2 separate regions of the Homo sapiens genome follow, and region 1 is linked to region 2. The links are chromatin loops, found by intact Hi-C in ENCODE. Cell type or tissue: HCT116. All regions are shown on one strand. Links, peaks and the distances in the headings refer to the core of each region. The heading gives the core; the rest is flanking DNA. Region 1 overlaps PCDH7 (protocadherin 7). Region 2 has its middle 170 kb from the start of LINC02501.

What was found. Hi-C counts contacts between places; a loop is a spot of excess contacts. Peaks named below come from ENCODE experiments on the same cell type or tissue, not always from the same donor. Only the 100,000 strongest peaks of a DNase experiment are listed, where the experiment ranks them.
Region 1: a loop joins it to region 2, with 2.9 times the contacts of the local background. A loop is called at or near these places in 15 of 110 quality-filtered maps.

Annotation. Positions count from the first base shown.
Region 1 is chr4:31,040,549-31,050,587 of GRCh38, forward strand. All of the region lies in intron 2 of PCDH7 (protocadherin 7), which reads left to right. Among named protein-coding and RNA genes, the nearest start is that of LINC02497, 130 kb to the right of the region's middle. RefSeq lists an enhancer at 3,081-3,650. In HCT116, for the core only: a CTCF peak has its summit at 5,360 (motif pointing right); a DNase peak (open chromatin) is centred at 5,366; H3K4me3 peaks cover 741 bases; H3K27ac peaks cover 8,000 bases.
Region 2 is chr4:31,670,137-31,680,175 of GRCh38, forward strand. No RefSeq gene overlaps it. Among named protein-coding and RNA genes, the nearest start is that of LINC02501, 170 kb to the left of the region's middle. In HCT116, for the core only: a CTCF peak has its summit at 4,374; a DNase peak (open chromatin) is centred at 4,365.

The DNA.
Region 1 (10,039 bases), core at 1,382-9,381, 630 kb before region 2:
ATTTCATTTCGGTATATAGGGCATATTCACCATTAATCAGAAACTAAAAACATTTCTTGAGTTTAGGCCAGGTTGGCCAAGTAAAAATGAAGCAAAAATTTACTCATTCAGCAGTTCATTAGGTAAGCCTTTACTCATCACATGTTAAACCAACTTCAAAATTCAGTGATGTCCTAAAAATACGAACAATTTGAGTTAAAAAAAAGACTATTTTTTAAGACCCAATTTTCCCAGATAAATCCCCTCTGGCATATTTTGTTGGTTGAGAAACTAAAAATCAAATTAAGAAAAGCTAAATCATCTGCCAGTTAGTTACTAAAAGTGTTTTCCTGCTTGCCACCATTCAAATGATGTGTGTGCTGAGAAAAAAAAAAAATCCTGGACCAGAAAAGCACATGGGGTTACAGAGTTGTGGAAAAACATTGAAAAATATTTGTCCACTTTCTGAGAAAGGAAAAGTACAATTGCTTTTTGACAGTGCTGACTTCTGTTTACCGGGGCTTGCATTATAATCTCCATCCTTAAAATTCTGTAATACTTCACAAATTTGGAACATCAACTCTATAAGGGATTTAGTTTTATGCTTGCTTATCCATTTATGTGAGTCTCAGGATGAAATTCTACCAATACGTCTTCCTGAAAGAAGGTGCAATATCCATTTTCTTCTGAAGTGTCTCTTCTCATGGGAGTTACCTAGTGTATGGTACTGTCTAACTGCTTTTAGAATTGTTTGCTTGGTTATTATTCCGGGGATATTTTTTGAGTGATGAAAATATTTTAGTAATACATTGGCTTAATTTTCAAATACTGGCATTTTATTTTTATTCACCTTGCTTTCTTCTACTTGGTGTATTTTAAAGAGCATGCTCCTTGCTTAGCATGATGAAATGCAGTCACTGCTAATTATCATGGCTGCAATTTTCAACTTCACAAGTGAAAATCAAACCACAGACTCCTAAGTGCTGGAAGTCATGCAATTCTAAGCAAAATCCTGAAGGAGCACGACACAGAAGGCCAGTTAAAGTTACCCCCCACCCCCTTGCATTGAGCAGTCCTACAACGAAAAGAATTGTCCCCAACTAGACCATTGTTTCAGTTGGCATTGCTTTGCTAGTTATTTACATTTTCATTAGGGCAGGGCAATTTCCCCTCAAACAGGCTGTTGCAATTTGTTTATGTAGCGTTTTCATCCAATCAATATGCTTCTTTATGATGAAGATGCAGAAATGCCACCAACTGGCTTGGGCTATTTTTTAAAAAAATAATGCTGCTTTATAAAAGCAACTTTTACTATTTCTGAGGAATAAATGTCATCCAAGGGGCATAAAATAAACCAAGAATTTTAAAAAGTTTTCTGTTCATAGAAGTGAAATATTTTTTCCTTCAAGAGAGTTGTGTGCAACAGGGGACAAATTGTAGCAATGGGAGTAGGAAAGCTAATCAAAAAGGTAATCATGTGAATCCAGGCAGCATTCCCTCTGCAGCAAGATACTAGTGTTTCTGATCGACAAAGTATGCAGTGAGTTAGGGCACTGAGGTTTTCATCGGCTGAGTGTGCAGCCTCAGTAATGTAGAAATGCAGAGCACTCATTCATATCATTTGAATGAGCATGTTTCAAGGCTTGATTTTTATTCATATGTTTGATTGATTGTCATTTTCTCTCATCCCTGTTTTCTAGATAAGATAGGAGGATAGCAAAGTCAAGCAATGCTTTCCCTTCTAGTCATCAAATTAGAGTAACAGCAGTGAGTCAGATACTCTTGTTATAAAGAACAACCATATATTTTTTCCCAGTAGAATTCTCCAATCTCTTTTTGATCTTTGCATGCTGTATTAATGACTGTTAATTACATTGACATGGAGAATATTTGATTTTTTTGATGAACAGTGTTGCAATAATTTATGAAAACTATCATGCGTGTGTGTCTATATGGGTATGTGTGTGTGTATTTTATATTTATGAATCGTTTATGCAGATCGTTTCAAGAAAAGGGAGTCTTGTAAGTTAACTCCTAACTTAGTTTCTTTGGGGTCCTGTGGGAAGCATTGGGGAAGGATTAGATATCGAAGTCAAACTCAAAAATTTTACTCTTTAGGGAGAGACAATTGCACAAAAATAAATGTGATGTATAGTAAAGTGTAAAAACTACCATTTGAAAAATGCAGATGATCAGTGGTGGATAACATAAAAAAAGAGATTGTTTTCAGCAAAATAATGTGCATAAAGGAATTACTGTAAAGTTTGATGTCTTGTTCAATTTTTTGTTCCTTTAACAGAATACTTGAGACTGGGTAATTTATAAAGAAAAGAAACATATTTATTATCGTTCTAGGGGCTGGAAAGTCAGAGGTTCAGGGGCTACATCTGGTGAGGGGCCTTTTGCTGGTGCAGAGTCCCAAGGAAGCACAGGGTATCACATTCTGAGGGGCTCACAGGAGACAGCCAAACTAGCCTATATAATGGCCCATTCCTATGATAACCAACTCACTCTCATGATAATGCATTAATCCATTAATTCATGAATCCGTGAATGGATTTTTTTCATGGGGGCAGAGCTTCTATAACCCAATCACCTCTTAAAGACCTCATCTCGTAATACTGTTACCCTAGGGATTAAGTTTCAACATGAGTTCTGGAGGGGACAACTATTCAAACCATAGCATCTGGCATAAAATAATGTGCTTCAATGAACATATGCGTGCATGTATCTTTATAATGGAATGATTTATATTCCTTTGGGTATATACCCAGAAATGGGATTGCTGGGTCAAATGGTATTTCTGCCTCTAGGTCTCTGAGGAATTGCCACACTGTCTTCCACAATGTTTGAACTAATTTACACTCCCACCAACAGTGGAAAAGTGTTCCTTTTTCTCCACAACCTCCCCAGCATCTGTTGTTTTTTGACTTTTAGTAATAGCCTTTCTGACTGGTGTGAGATGCTATCTGATTGTGGTTTTGATTTGTATTCTCTAAAGATTAGTGATGTTGAGCTTTTTAAGATATGTTTGTTGGCTGCATGAATGTCTTCTTTTGAGAACTCTCAGTTCATGTTGCCCTTTGCTCACTTTTTAATGGGGTTTTTTGTTTGTTTGTTTCTTGTAAATTTGTTTAAGTACCTTGTAGATGCTGGACGTTAGACATTTGTCAGATGGATAGATTGCAAAAATTTCTCCCATTGTGTAGATTGTTTGTTCACTCTGATAATAGTTTCTTTACTCTGATAATAGTTTCTTTTGCTGTGTAGAAGTTCTTTAGTTAATATTTTCAAGAGGTTAAAGGAGGATGAGGCTGAGCAGTTACTGAGTTTACAAAGGAGATCACTGTAAGCCTTCAAGGCAATTGCTTTGTCATGGTAAAGGCATAGGCTAAAGTGTAAGGGACTTAAAATTAAATGGGAGCTGAGAAAATGGAGCTGGCTGGAAGTAGTTTACCTTTCTCTAAGGATATCTAATGATGAGAGAAAGGAGAGAAGATGGCAGCTTCTGGTGTAACTTATGCCTAAAAGTGGCAATCTCTTAGGGACAACTTCTGTTTATTTAAATACATAAATAGGTCAGTAAGTAAGTAAATAATAGTGGTGCCTACCATTAAGAAACAATGAGGAGAGGGTTCATTCAGTATAACAGATGCCACATTTTAGGGGGCTGGAAAGAAATTAGCAGGTTATGCAGAAAGCCAGACATTCTCAAGATTAACAAAGTGGACTCTGGGATTTTTATACAAACTGTGCAGAGAAAAGTCAAAAGGTATACACATGTCTGTGGGCACACATTTTAATACTATAACTGTGGCTTTTTTTCATTTATATAGTGTAAATTTTATATCCCATATTTCTTTAAGCATAAATATCCTATGACAACAAGGTATTATGGCTTTCTCCCTTTTCATTTTTTTAAGTGTAATTATCAGCAAGAAGAATGCATTCAACAGACACAGAATATTGATTTCATTTTTCATTGATTGACATTTCTGTGTTTTCTTATGCTAGGAGGCTAACAACTTTCAATTTTATGTATTTTATCTAGATTTTTAAAATATAATAATGATTTAATATATGTGGGATAATACATTACTACCACATTTGTGCACTAGAGTTATTCTAAAGTACTAAGCAGTGAAACAGACAAAAATGTGAGTGTTGTTAGTAATATAATTTGGTGTTTTAACAAACAATAACAAGAATCTCTAAATTAATTAATTGGTTATTTTAATAAGCTTGGAGTCCTTTCTTAGGAAAATAAAAATAAGATTCACTATAGCTGTCTTTCCTTTTCAGGAGGAGGGAGATAAAGTTAGTTACTTTTATGTATTTATCAATTTTCCCAAGTTGAAACACAAGTAACATAGGACCTGCAGTGACTTTTGGACCCTGACTTCTCTGCCTCAGGTTTAATCTCAAGCTATCAAGTTTTGGAGAGTCCCCTAAGTATTTTATTTTTATTCATTTTATTTATATTTCTTTTGTGGCCTAGCAGATATACGAATAACCAGTTAGATTTTTTAGGAAGTAAGCCAGCATATTAATGAATGATTTGTAATTTCAAGGTAGTTTATTAATTTATTCTAGCATGGTGGTGACACAGAAATTACTGTGACTTTAGAAAATAAAATTAATTTGAGCTTTAGAGTCTGTTTTCTTGCTTTCTTAACTTCTGGTACTTTATCTGAAGTGGAATCTCTGATGCTCTGGTCTTTCTGATGTGTCTTCTCTCTCTTTTTTCTTTTTGCACTTTTTTTCCCTAGGGATTTGTATTTCGATTGCAAACCTTCTTTGATATCAGGTTTCAGGAAGTAATTGTACACAGTATCTCTCTCTGTGTCTGTGTATGTGTGTCAAAGGGACAATATGAAGAGCCAGAGAGCCATTTCCGTAGTGAACATAAAGGTTCTAGACCAAATACTAAATTAAGAGATTCACACTTACACTGGGCATTCCGTTCCTGCTGTCAGAAGTCATAACATGATAAGCAGAACGGTAGCTGATACAAATGATGGTAGCATATTTAAAATCTTTGGTCAAATGCAGTTCCTGATTTGCTACAGTTTGGGATGGCTACTTGTTAATAAAATATTTTTGGTTGAAATTCTTAGTAACCAATTGATAACACTTTTCATAAATTCGATTATTGCAACCTATCTCTCCTGTAATTATAAAAACCAATACTACCCCATCTACATCCTTGCATTAAGCTGGTAGTACTACAAAGGCTGCCTTTTGAGGACAAGTTTGAAGAACCAGTGTGAACAGTTCTTTCATTGCACTTGTATTTTTCGAAGCACACTGATTCTGATACATGAAAGAATGTCAATTTTACCTGCAGCATTCTTGAATAGGTAGCTGGTGCCAAATTTCAGTAGCATCCTCCAGAGGGCACTGTCACCTGTTTTATATACTGTATAATTTGTATCCTTTTATTAAGATGCTGTGCAATACTTGAAGAGTTATTTTAATCTATTTTTATGTGAAATGCAATCACGCATTCTTTGCATCATCCACAACCCTGCTATCTACAGCAGCTTCCCCTGTCCATTGTTGTAGACCATGGGTTGACTTGTATATCTGTATACAAGTTTTATATCAGTAACATTTTGTAGATTGATCCACCTAGGCTAAATAGTCCAGTCTAGGCCTGTTTAATAAGGATCTTTCACAACACCCCCACTTAACCATAATTTTTCCCTTTTCTTATTAAAATATACTTTATGTAAGTTATCTTACTTTTCACCATATTTATACATATGCCATGCTTGGCTCTGGAGTCAGATTTCTTGGGCTTAAAATACCAGCTCCATCAGTTAGACTATGTGATATGGACCAATGACTTCTCTTCTTGGGTTATTAAGAAGATTATATGAGTTATATATGTAAAATACTAAGCTAATCTCCCTAATATAATATACTTTGAAAGTTCTCTATTGCATTTGCCATGACTCAAATAATCAGGGTTACAGTTTGTGAAATTTAGTTGAACTCTGATGATTGAAAATGTTTAATTTTTTTTCAAAATGTAAAGGATGCTTTTTATTTCTCAGACATAGAGTTTAAAAATCTCAGTTTTTTAAAGCATTTCCAAAAGTATACACACACATGCAAGTTATAGTTTTACAGAAATTCTCTTCTAAGTGACTTAGATTTAATTATTCAAAGAGGCCGAATCTATTGAGTTAAATATTCCAAAGCATAACAAAGTAAACAGTTTAAAATAAATTCTTTTTGTGGAAATGTTACTTACATCCATCATATTAAAGGTTTGGAGATTTTTTGCAAATACCACTTAAAAGGAAAAATCAATTAGTTATAATTTTCAGTTTGCACAGAAATAGCTGTATATACATTATAAATCCAACATAAGCATTTATAAGTGCAAAGAGGGATTGTTTATTTAATAATTGTTATAAAGGGATAAATGAGAATGAAAGGACACAGTTGCTGCTATACCATTCTGTACATAATAGTGCTTAATTGTATATAATTTTGATAGATTTGAGTAGTTAAGTTTTAATATTCTCAAGTTCACTAAAACACAAATTTTTTGTTTGTTTTTTTTAAATAGGCTCAATTTCCAAGTAGTTGAAACTTTCCTTTTTCTCTGATTACACAAATATCACATAACAGCAGTTTTAAAATCAGATTACATGGACTCAAAATCTTCTCTAAGATTAAATTCATGAATAACTTCATGTGGATTTCTCCTCAGCTGCTGTTGTGGGCAAATGTTCAAATACAAATTTCCCACGCATGTGTACACTACCCTATAGCATGATTGACAATTTGTAAGCTCCTAAGTGCAAATCGGTGGTCTCAAAACTTGGTCATCATTTCATCTTTTTTGTTTTTAAATTCAGGAATCATAAACATTGGGTCATGTACAGCTGTATCTTTTGGACAAATGCTCACTGTCATAGGAGCCGCCATCCCTGCCTTTCCCTGATTATCTAGCTTCTATTCACTCCATAGGAGTCACACAATTGTCATTTCTCCCTTCTCAAAATTTACTTCTCAAAATGCACTCATTTGTATCTTAAGAGAAATACAGTAGAGGCAAAGAGAGAAATTATTCAGTTTTTTGATTGATTGGTTGACTGACTGATTTCAGAGCTTTCTTTATGAGTTTCTTATATTTACATTTAGAAATTGATGTTGCTTTGTCAAGTTTGTCATATTTAATTAGCTCGCTCTCATAATTGTGAAGATAAGTATAGCTGATGCCTTAACCTATATTTTATTCTTGTTGATCATTTTCTTCCTTGAGGCTCCTATTTATTTCTGCAGTCATAAATGACTTGAGAGACAAGATTTAAAAAGTGATAAGTTCCCACTTGATAGGAGGTCTGTTTGGTTTAGACTGTAGTGACTTCTTAAATTAACATTTTTAAATGTCCACATGCATAGATGACTTGTGGTTTATTTATACATTTTTAACCATAATAAATTTTACCTTATGGTTGCATAGTAGTTATACTCCTCAAAACTTTAATTAAGCAGTTATCTATATGAGTATTTGTTAGAATATTAGTTCCATGAAGAAAGGGACTTTTTCTTCTTTCATATAATTGTATCTCTACTATCTAGTTAAAGATTGGTACAGTAAATATTTTTCAGAAAATATGTAAAATAAATTTATTATTAACTACTAAATGCTGTTAAATGACAAGAAAAAGAATATCTCAGGAGTCTTGAAAGGTAGAATATTAATGAGAGATGTTTCTGGATTTCTTTATGGCTCTACTCAGTCCTCAGACAAGAAGGTATACATCTATCAAGTCCAAAAACATGTTAACAATCAGAGTATCACAATTTTGGGTAAAATTTAGTCATTCTGTTTTCAATAAAGATTACATCCCACTAAGGCATGTAAATATTGACACTTTCTAATCCATGGCAATATAATTATTTTTAGTCTTCAGGCTTGATGCCAGTTAGAATCTTTCCATGTCAGTAGAATTCAGGACTAATTTGCTGTGATTAGCAAAGAATTACTTTGCAGGCTTTCTATTCATTTATGCAAGGACAGACCTGTTAATTCCAACTCACTGAATTTATATGGGATGCCCACAAAAGTCCTTGGAAGCCTCAAGCTTTTACTACAAATAGTTGATTTTTCCATATGCCAGATACTCAGCTTTTCAGGAGAAAGCATCCCACTAGTACTGTTGAAAAGAGAGAGAGAGAAAAAAAAAAGGCAAAGCTTAATTCTGTAAGTAAGGTTGCTATTGCCACTCAGCAAAGGAAATCGCACTTAACCCACTGCAGTGTAAGCTCTTCTTCCAAACAATCTGGAAAGAACATTATATGAAAATGTTGTCATAGCAGAGCTCCACAATGTAAAAGGACAAATTGCCCTTTGAGAATAAAAGTATAGTCAGGACAAAGACAAATATGATGATATGTATAATTCAACTGTAAACCAGAAACAGAAAAACAAGCTGTGGATATCATTTAAAAGTAATTTTTTTAATTATACTTTAAGTTTTAGGGTACATGTGCACAACGTGCAGGTTTGTTACATATGTATACATGTGCCATGTTGATATGCTGCACCCATTAACTCATCATTTAACGTTAGGTATATCTCCTAATGCTATCCCTCCCCACTCCTCCCACCCCACAACAGGCCCCGGTGTGTGATGTTCCCCTTCCTGTGTCCATGTGCTCTCATTGTTCAATTCCCACCTACGAGTGAGAACATGCGGTGTTTGGTTATATTGCTACTTGAAAGGGGCTTCAAGGCAGGCAAGCAAAAGTGAGAATAGAGTAATTGTGAGTGTTATAGGTAAGTATAACCCATTTCTTCCAAGTCATTATTAGGGTGTGATTTACAAGTTCAGTGATAGGAGGTATAGGCCCTAGTTAGGAGAAACCAGGCATGGATATGCAAGAGTGACACAGACAATGTGGGGCAGCCTGGGAAGCAACAGGCAAGAAATAAGCTACATTTCTTTCTCTTGCTAGTAACAGGGATAGGGCTTAAATCGTTGATATTGATTGTATCTGTTCATTGCACTGTAAGTGACAGAACACTTGACCCAAATTAGGTTTAGGTAAAGAGAAGTTCATCAGATTAGGTGTCCAAAAAGTTTGGAATTTGATCTGGCATGGCTGGTTACAGGGTCAGACGCCTTCATCAGGGCCCTGTTTGACTCTCTTCATCTCTTGATCTCTCTTTCCATCCTCAGACACGATATCTTTCTGTGATTAAAATATAGTACCTGATAGCCATTCCAGCATAGTCACATGGTCTCCAGTGAGGTCACGTGGACATATTTGAACCAATCATTTTCATGAAAGATAATATATTCTGATTGGCTTAGGCCCAAATCAAATGTCTACCCCAAGCTTAGGGATGGGATTATCTCTGCAGACACATCATAGCCTAAAAGCTGAAAGGGGTAGTTTTCTGAAGTAAAATAGTATATTTACACTAAAAATAGGGGAAGTGGATTCTGAGTGGCAAAAATACAAATGTCTACTTTATTGGTCAATAAATCAATAATTACAGAGAGATATGGGCATATCTCTCTGGCTGTGACAGGAGGTGCAGGACTCAGCAGTTCCTTTTGAAGTTCCCTGTGTTCAGTCTATACTTTGGCTTCAAGAATATGCTTCAGCAAGAAGCAGACAGAGAAGAGTACCCTCAGGCAGGCTTTTGCCAAACACTGGATTTGTGTCAGATTCATTGCACATCAATTTCGAGAAAAAACTTATAAAAATATCCTGATTTTGGAATTGGATGTTGATTCTATTACCATTGTACTCTGCTATGTAGACTACAATATTATTATTTGTTATACTGACAATATGTAGGTGGGGGCAAGTCTGGAAAATAAATTTTACATGACACAATAATTGTACTGACAGTTACATTGGCTCAGAAATAAAATAGAATAATGAGGAAAAATAAAACTATATATACTCAGAGTGCAAGGACTGTCCTCTGTTCAGAGACTTTTCGGTTGTAAAAGATGTCTTCTAAATATGATCCATGCTTCATTGTGATTGCCCTTGTTCAAGTATTGATTAGGCCTGTGGACAT
Region 2 (10,039 bases), core at 1,341-9,340:
GTGCCTTATCCATTTGTCTGCCCGTAGTTTAGTCCATAACAGACCTGCCAGGAAAATCGATCCTAGGGAAAAAAACATTGATGGACAGAGAATTTTCTTTTTAAATTTTTTTTCAATGATTGTGGGTACATAATAGTTGTATATGTTAATGTGGTACATGGGATGTTTGGAAACAGGCATACAATGTGTAATAATCAAATCAGGGTAATTGGAGTATCCATCATCTCAAGTATAACTATTTGAAAATATTTAGCAAATTATTGTTAACTATAGTCACTCTATATTGTGCTGCCAAATACCAGATCTTATTCATTCTATCTGTAATTTTGTATCCATTAGCCATTTCTATGTTAGCCTCCACTCCCCGCTACCCTTCCCAGCCTCTAGTAACCATCAATCTACTCTCTATCTCCATGAATTCAATTATGTTAGCTCCCATATGTGAGTGAGAACATGTGATATTTGTCTTCCTATGCCTGGCTTATTTTACTTAACATAATGGAAATTTTCTTAGGTCAAGTCAAGGGAATAGACCTCCTCTTTTGGAACAATGAAACATCTCAGAAGCTCATTTAACCCAATGTGGGTAGACTTTTTTTTTTTTTTTTTTTTTTGAGACGGAGTCTTGCTCTGTCGCCCAGGCCGGACTGCGGACCACAGTGGCGCAATCTCGGCTCACTGCAAGCTCCGCTTCCCGGGTTCACGCCATTCTCCTGCCTCAGCCTCCCGAGTAGCTGGGACTACAGGCGCCCACCACCGCGCCCGGCTAATTTTTTGTATTTTTAGTAGAGATGGGGTTTCACCTTGTTAGCCAGGGTGGTCTCGATCTCCTGACGTCATGATCCACCCGCCTCGGCCTCCCAAAGTGCTGGGAGTACAGGCGTGAGCCCACCGCGCCCGGCCGTGGGTAGACTTTTAATGGACAAGTTTCTTACATTCTCTGGACTTCAATAATTACAGTGATAGACACATTTATTGTTCAATCCGGAACACACACACACACACACACCACACTCATATAGACCAAACTTGTGATTTTAACTACTAAGAAATTAGATTAGACCGATGAGTTCATGTCCTTTGTAGGGACATGGATGAAGCTGGAAACCATCATCCTCAGAAAACTATCGCAAGGACAAAAAACCAAACGCCGCATGTTCTCACTCACAGGTGGGAACTGAACAATGAGAACACATGGACACAGGAAGGGGAACATCACACACCGGGGCCTGTTGTGGGGTGGGGGGAGGGGGGAGGGATAGCATTTGGAGATATACCTAATGTTAAATGACAAGTTACTGGGTTTAGCACACCAACATGGCACATGTATGCATATGTAACTAACCTGCACGTTGTCCACATGTACCCTAAAACTTAAAGTATAATTAAAAAAAGAAAAGAAAGTAGATTAGACAACCTCTAATGTTGTCTCAACTGAGAGACTATATTACACACTCATTCAAGCATTCATTCATTCATTCAATAAATACTATAAATTCATTCAAATAATACTATACTATAGAAATTTATTCAATAAATACATTCATTCATTCATTCATTCCATAAAGAAGATGTTAGGTAAGTATGAAGGCTAAGTCCAAAAATACAACAAACACAAAAGAAGTTGGAGAAGTGAGTCACCACTTTAGTTTATATCCTCACTTTGCAGCATATCATTTAATATTTTCACAATTTATTTAACCGTTTTGACTTATAGTAACCTTACAAGAAGTATAGTAATGGTAGTAGTAACCTTGTAAGAAGAAAAGCCAGTAAATAAAAATAAAAAAAATTGGCCTATGGGGTAGGATAAAAATCAAGAGTCATGGGTTATGGGAGCAAAGGGAGAAGAGAATTTATGTACTTCTCAGATGTTAGAGAATAAAAAAAGCATGTTGAGTAGGATAAAAGTCACATCAAAGAGAAACTGGGAGCAAAGAAATCAATCAACACCATTATTTATTTAACCAAACTCATGGATTTAGTTTATGTGATATTTATTTACCTTTTTTGCTCTAGGTGCTGCAGTAGGTATTGGCAATATAAGGATTAATGTAAAATAGTTTCTATTTGACTAATGTAAAATAGTTTCCAGCTTAAAGAAACTACTTGAACTTTCTTTTTTAACTCTTATTTTAGGTTCAGGGAAACGTGCAGTTTTTCAATACAGGTAAATGTGTCACAGGGGTTTTGTGTATAGATTATTTCATCACCCAGGTACTAAACTTAGTACCCAATAGTTATTTTTTCTGATTGTCTCCCTCCTCCCACCCTCCACCCTCAAGGAGGCCCCAGTGTTTGTTATTCCCTTTATTTCTCATTACTGAGCTCCCACTTATAAGTGAGAACATGCAGTATTTGGTTTTCTGTTCTTGCCTTAGTTTGCTAAGGATAGTGGCTTCCAGCTCCATCTATGAAGAAACTACAGGAACTTTAGAAAGCATTAGAGTCACCAGTGCTTCTTCTTAACATTCTCCAGATCCCATCCCACAAAGTTTTTGATTTAATGTAAATTAAATTATTGTCCAGAAAAAACAATTTTATAAAAATAAGCAAACTGCACGGTTATGAGTAGGTGACTGAAGGAGCATCCTGCAATAAAACAACTTAAGTGATTATACAAAGAATTTACTTTAAAATTAATAGCTGCAAAAGGAGCTTTAAATATAAAATTGTTTCTTATTTGATCTTAAAATTTTCTTTCAGAATTTGAATCAAAAAATAGGTTCTAATTTATTTCATTTATCATCTTGTATTCCATTTCATTATCTAAGCTTCTGAAAATCAAAATTGTTACATGGTGTTTGGAAAATATTTAAGGAACTAACTCTTTTGTTAGCCTAAAACATGAGAGATAAAGTTGAATAGCTACATTATTCCACATAAGCACTATTTTATGAAGGTGTACACTGAAATTATATAGGATTTCAATATAATTTGTGAAAAAAAAGGTCGTGGGATTTAAGATTTAAAAATGAATTTTTGGTTATAAATATAACCAAAAATAAGGACAAATTATGAATATCAGTTGGATAAATGCTGCTCATGTGTGTGACGCAGGTAGAAGAAACAACTATCTACCATTATTAATTTAGGCATTGCCCATGTGAGTCTAATGTAATTAATACATACAGAATTCTAAGAGTGTTCCAAAATATGACTTTATACTCCCAACATGAGGAAGAAAACACCTAAATACCCGGTTCCATGATTCTGACCCCCTTTACCTCAATTTGTATAGGTCAAGTGGTCTCAGCTGGATCCCTTGGTTTCAGCTAGGTCTAAGCGTGTCTTGTCAGCTCAGTTACAGAGTCAAAATTTGCATGAGGGTTTGTTAAAACAGGTGTGACGAAACACACACACTTAAGAAAACAAAAACAAGGTAAGAACAACCAGTGCTATGTATCTGGTATATTGGGCCCTTGACCTGAATTCCTTGATTTTTGATGAAATGTCAAGCAAATGAGATGGGATGTCTGGAAGAGCTATATTTACTAGAACTCTAGTGATAGATTGGGAACCTGAGCAATATTGCTTTTTTAGTTACATAAGAAAGTAGTCACAAAGTGAGGGAGAGTAGCAGTCTCCTCAGTAAGGCATGGCTTTGATTGACAGAAGACTACTGTGCGTATATGAGTTCTATTGAGAGCTTTAGCCCGTTGGCAGTAGTTGTCAGAATGTCATTCACATGCAGACAGGAGAGACCTCCCATGCACATTACACTGTGTAGGTCCTCAAGACTTCAGCACTGACCATGACTAGGGTAGATGAAGGAATGTCGCTGGACATGGAGAAAACATATATGACATTATCTGTGAACTCCCTGAAATTATAGAGTAAGATATAACAGGATGGCCACAATCTCCTATTAGTATCTAAGGAAAAGATAAGCAGAGGAGCATGAGTTACATATTGCACTTTGAAAACAAGAGTCTCACCTTAAAATAAATGGTGATCTATGTACATAAGATCTGAGTATGTGTGTATAAAAATAATTGTCTGCAAGGATAGTGCCTGTCCTTAGACTATATTAAGCAATATATTACTTAGAAAAATGGTGTGGAATCCAGTGTGGAATTCTTGTTCTTGTATGATTAAGTTTTCTTTAGTTTACAGCATAATTATTTCAAAGAGCAGGTCAGAAATTATTGTCATCAACTGGATACACTGAACATATCAGTCAGTATCACCAAAGCAAACAAAATTCACAGGTGGTTCAAATGTTAGGAATTTCAAACAGAGGCATGGACAAAGTTAAGGGAGCATGTAAGGGATGCTGAGGATCTCAGACATCATCAGGACTGGGGAAGCATTACTTCTACTGGGACTGAAATTATGTTACCAGAGATTAATGATACTGGGAGCAAAAGGAAAGGCCACCTTGTGGTGCTGTGAAGGAATGCAATTATTGTCAAAAAAGAGGCTGGGCACAGTAGCTCCTGCCTGTAATCCCAGCATTCTGGGAGGCTGAGGCAGGTGGATTGACTGAGTTCAGGACTTTGAGGCCAGCCTGGGCAACATGATGAAACCCCTTCTCTACTAAAATACAAAAAATTAGCATGGTGGCACAGGCCTGTAATCCCAGCTACTGGGGAGGCTGAGGCACAAGAATTACTTGAACCCAAGAGGTGGAGGTTGCAGTGAGCAGAGATAGCACCACTGTACACCAGCCTGGGCGACAGAGCAAGACCCCTTCTCAGAAGAAAAAAAAAGTTATTGCTGAAAGCCAGTTGGTTATGGAATCTGGTGATGTAACATATCAGATCAGCCACCCTTCATCCCCACCTCAGAGAAGGGCAGAGGATTGAGAATAGGTTCTTGAAATGGAAACTGGGGATAACCCACAGAGTTTACTCTTACAGGTAATTGTTGTTTAGACAGACAATTCAGAACCTTTGTTCTCAATTGCTGGGTAATTTCTAGAGTATCCCTTTTGTTCAGGCTACAGCAAGGGTCAAATTTTAATGCAGCCAAACTAGATATGTTTGCCTGTGCAATACCATATAACTGAAAATTTAGCTATCGTACATTGAGCTGACTCAAATGTACATTACATGTTCTTGGTAGAATTGATTAATGAAAAACGTGTTTATATGTTAGAATATCATTTAAGAGTTAATATAATTTAAGTAGCTGAAAGAAAAAAGAAATCAAAAATGTTTAGGCAAGTGTTGTATTATATAATATCTTTTTATTCAAAACCTATTTTAAAGACATCTCTGTTCATATCCTAAGTGTAGACACTGTATTTTGCATGTACAGTGTCTTGATCCCTGCTATACACAAAAGCCATGGTTGAATTTACATCCACCTACCTTGCTCAATTAGTGTATTTTTAAATAGCTAAGTAAAGCTTTTTTTTTTTAATCCAAAATAGCACCCTGTGAAATGCTTGGGTCCAAAATAGAATCTATGTGAAATCCAAAAAACCAAAATAGAATTCCTACAACTCTTGAAATCTAAAACACTTGAAAATAGCTTCAGTGGGTGTGACATATCCATCACTTTCTTATTGACTTAGGGTTACTTCTTAGGACTTCTTTGTAGGTTACTTAAAAGTAAAAACACAAACAAATACACACCAAAAACCTCCTGCTGTAATTCCAAATATGTAGAATTTATTTCTGGATTTCAGTTATCACTAGCTTGCACCCCAGGCATGAAGTTTTGTAGATGAAGCATGGTGTGTGTGTGTGTGAGAGAGAGAGAGCTTGATTATGTAAATAGCTAGTAGATATCAGTTTAGTTAACCGATATTTTTACCAATGTAAAGCTTCCTTCAGATTGTATTTCTAATACTGGCAACAAGATGCAGTCTACGGAGTTCTTTGTGATCAAAAGTCAACTAGGGTACTGACTTCTAAGGAGACACACTTTTCCTTTTTTCCTTTATAAGGCTATACAGTACACATGTCACTTACCATTTATTTCTAAGGGTCATCAAAAACATATTAAAGTTACAAAGCCCATGTTAAAATCTTGTTCAGCAGAGTTAGAAAGTGAATACAGAAAGAGGAAATATATTCAAGGAAAGGAAATGAAGGAAGATTAATCTAATGCTAGTAGTTGTCACTTACTAAATTATTATATATGAATCCCTTCCCCATCTCCCAGAAGCTTCATTGTTGGTGGTCTCAATCCATGCTAGGAAAAAAAAAAAAAACAAAACAAAACAAAACAACAACAACAACAAAAAAAAAACAACTGTGTGTGTGTTGGGAGGGGGTGTGGGGGTATGTGTGTGTTTATGTGTGATATTCCCATCTGTATCATCTATTAACTGTGTAGCTTTGATCAAGTTATTAAAACTTCTAAGACTTAGCTTCTTTTAGAAGTGCTGCATGGAGATGGGCTATTTTTTATTACAAACCAAGCATTTTGCACTTACAGTATCTAATCATCAGAGTCATACTTCAAGTCAGATATCTTTTTCAATTTTAGAGATAATTGTATGGAGGTTCAGAGAAGAGTTGAGAACATTGCTCGGGATATGTAGGTACAAAGTGACAGAGCTGGAACTTGAACCACAGTTCTTACTGTTTTATTCTCCATTGTAAGCACTTATATCCAAGAAGTGGCCAGGGACAAGCACAAGGAAGCCCCATGTAGATTATACTAATAATTGTGGCCTTTATTCTAAGAAAACAAAAAAGGCATTGTCAAGATTAATATAGGAGACTAATTGATCTGATCAATTCCGATTTTGTTTTAAAGTTTGCATTCTATGTGTAGAATAAAGAATAGATGATAGAGGGGTATGAGTGTATCTGAGGAGTTCAGTGTCTCCTTGGTGGAAATGAAAAAGAAAACAGACAAATCTGAGAAATATTTAGCAGGACAAAGTCACCAGTTAGAACATATATTTCGAAGAGAGTACAGAGTTAGGAAAATACAGCTCCAAATAAGACACAAAATACTTCACCAAATTGGCATCTTCCTTTTGATTATCTCTTTAAAAAGAATCTACCCATTGCTGGTGTAGTGTGCAGGAAGTAATTATCTAGTATTTATGACTAAATATATTGTACTTTTGTTTCCACTACTTTCACATTAATTTATTTCCTAGATTATAGTTGATTTTTTTTTTTACTACACTTTATGGTTGTTTTCAAGAAGATCCTTTTTTTGAACACTTACGATGTACATCTTGGTACTCTAATCTAGCTCTATTTTCTGTTAGATAATATGTCATTTTTGTCTCATCTCAAGATATGTATAGTATTTGACAAGATTGCCTTAAGTAGCTGGAATTTTGATAGTGGCACTTCCTTGCCATTATTTTTCTTTCATTTTATACCAGGATAAATCCCTTCCTTGCTTCTGTCCTTCATCTATGTATTGGTCCTAGGTTCTGCTTTGCATATGAGCTACAAATTAGCTATGGATTGCCAAATCTAACATTGAATGACGGGTGCTTTCGATTTTCAAACTGAAGAATACTATTTTCAATGGAATTGAAATGAAAGAAAGTATAAAGACTGCTTTTATTTCACTTTTAGAATTTGCTTATTGTTATATTTCATGAATAGTTTTATGAGTATGGGAGTTTTACAGACATTATAGATGATCCTCCCTGAGCACCAGCTAATCTTGCTGGTAAATAAATATGGATTTTGGTTCAGTTTTGGTTTTGACCAACCAAGTAGCAGATAGCATACTTACACATTCACATTTTTTAGATGATTCTATAATGTCACTCAAATAAACAGTAAATGTATATTCAGCCTTCTTCAGATGGACTTCAATATATCAATTCATTTTTCATCAGTATACTTGTCAAAAGTATATGAAATATAAAAAAAATTACATGAATTTCCCATGAATGTTTTTAGTCATGAAATAGTATTATATATTTTAAGTATACTGTTTTCTAACAAACTTCTTTCAAACTATGCACATAATTGGAGATGAAGATCTAATAGTCTATATTATAGCATGATGTGCTGAGTATAACCCTGTAAACAAATGGGCTTCTTCAATTGCATCATACACATATACATGGAGGAAAAATTCTGAACTTTAGCCAGGTGTTCTACAATACGACAGACAGTCTTTATTTAAAAATCTAAATTAATTTAATTTTTTATACTTTTATTTTAGGTTCAGGGTTTACATGTGCAGGTTTGTTACATGAGTAAATTGAATGTAAAACTGCCAAAATTTTAAATAGTTAGATTTCTTAATTACATCTTGATGGAAGACAAAAGAATTTTGTAAACAATTAGTCCCCTGTTATGTTGTGTATCAGATAACATGTTACATTTCTCTTGTTCTGCTGACTTGAACTTATCAAGACTTGAGTGTACCTTTTTTATTTTTTTTCCTGAAGCTCTGCTACACAACAGATGGGATGTCTAACATCCTTTTCTATTTAAAACATGCAAGTTCTAATCAACAGGAGGGTTTTAGAATGTTAAACCAGCCAGCCATAAGAAATGTGTCATGCAGTTTCCTGTCATTCTAATTAATTAGATAGCATTATTTGTTGTCCCCAATGAACCTAAATGAGCTCAATGCCAGGATAATAGCTTCATTCTTATCAAAGGTTTGTTTTCATATTATCTGCTTGGATTGAAGCAAAAAATCCAATATTCCAAGATTATCCCCGATTTATGAGGACTATGATTTATATATGAAGCCTACATATTTGAACTTAGTACTACAAGCAGCCTATTATTGCATGCTATTCTTGTTCTAAAACTACTGATGAAAAGAAATGCTATGTAAATTATTAGTGTGCAAACTATAAATAAAATATAATATGTGAAAATTTAGCATTAGTTATTGGGAAGCAAATGAACATAAAATTAAATGTCAAATGAAAATCAGGAGACAAATTAGAAGACAAACTGTCTTAAAATATTTAATCTTAATCTGAAGGCCATCTTGTGAGATTTTAAAGTGAAGGAGGCATGCTAAGTAAAATAACAATGACAATAGGTAATTAAGCAAAAGTGAAAAATACTAATTTCACTACATGATTCCAGCAAATACATTTAGATCATTGCACCATTATAAATATTTACCTATTATTACCATCCTTAAAAATGTCTACTTACTCAAAACATTTCACTAATTATATATTTCTTCTTTCTCCCCAATAGCTGTGCTTTGATATTTTCTGCAAATTTATTTAAATAGTTTATTTAAATACATTTCAATTAGATTTCAAAAGTATAAACATATATTTACCAACACAAACTCTTATTTTTGTATATAAAAATTTAAATCATGATGTTGGTAATTGATGTAATCTCTAATAATAAATAAGATCTAGTGTGTATTTGATGTGGATTCTTTTTTCTTTTTTCTTTTTGTTTTGAGAAGGAGTCTCGCTCTGTTGCCCAGGCTGGAGTGCGGTGGTGCAATTTCGGTTCACTGCAACCTCCACCTCCCGGGTTCAAGTGATTCTCCTGCCTCAGCCTCCTGAGTAGCTGGGATTACAGGCACCTGTCACCATGTCCGGCTAATTTTTGTATTTTTAGTAGAGACGGGGTTTATGCCATGGTGGTCAGGCTGATCTCGAACTCCTGACTTCGTGATCCGCCTGCCCTGGACTCCCAAAGTGCTGGGATTACAGACATGAGCCCCCGCGCCCGGCTTGATGTGGCTTCTAAGAATATATTTGTATAATCACATTAACATCATCTAGAAATAACTGGCAACCGTAATAGAGCTTAAAAGTTGCCATGACTTTCCTATTATTGCTTTGGAAGTCTTCTACCACTGCTATGTCATAATTAAGGATTAATTGATAGAAATATGTGCTTTATCTTTGGTAGTACTTCAAAACTGTCAGCAACCAGTATATTCTCTTCAGCTCATTTATTTCAGTTGAAAGACTACTGGTTTTCTAGCATCCACATAAATTGTGCTCATGAAATCGTCCTCCATTTACATAACTGTAATTAAGCATTCTCTTCCTTAAAATTTTCAAGCCCAGTTTCACATTTTCGTTGCTTTTATATTTCAGTGTCTATAATATCTACTAAGCCACGAGTTGACAAACTTTTTCTGTAAAGGGTCATATAGTGAACAT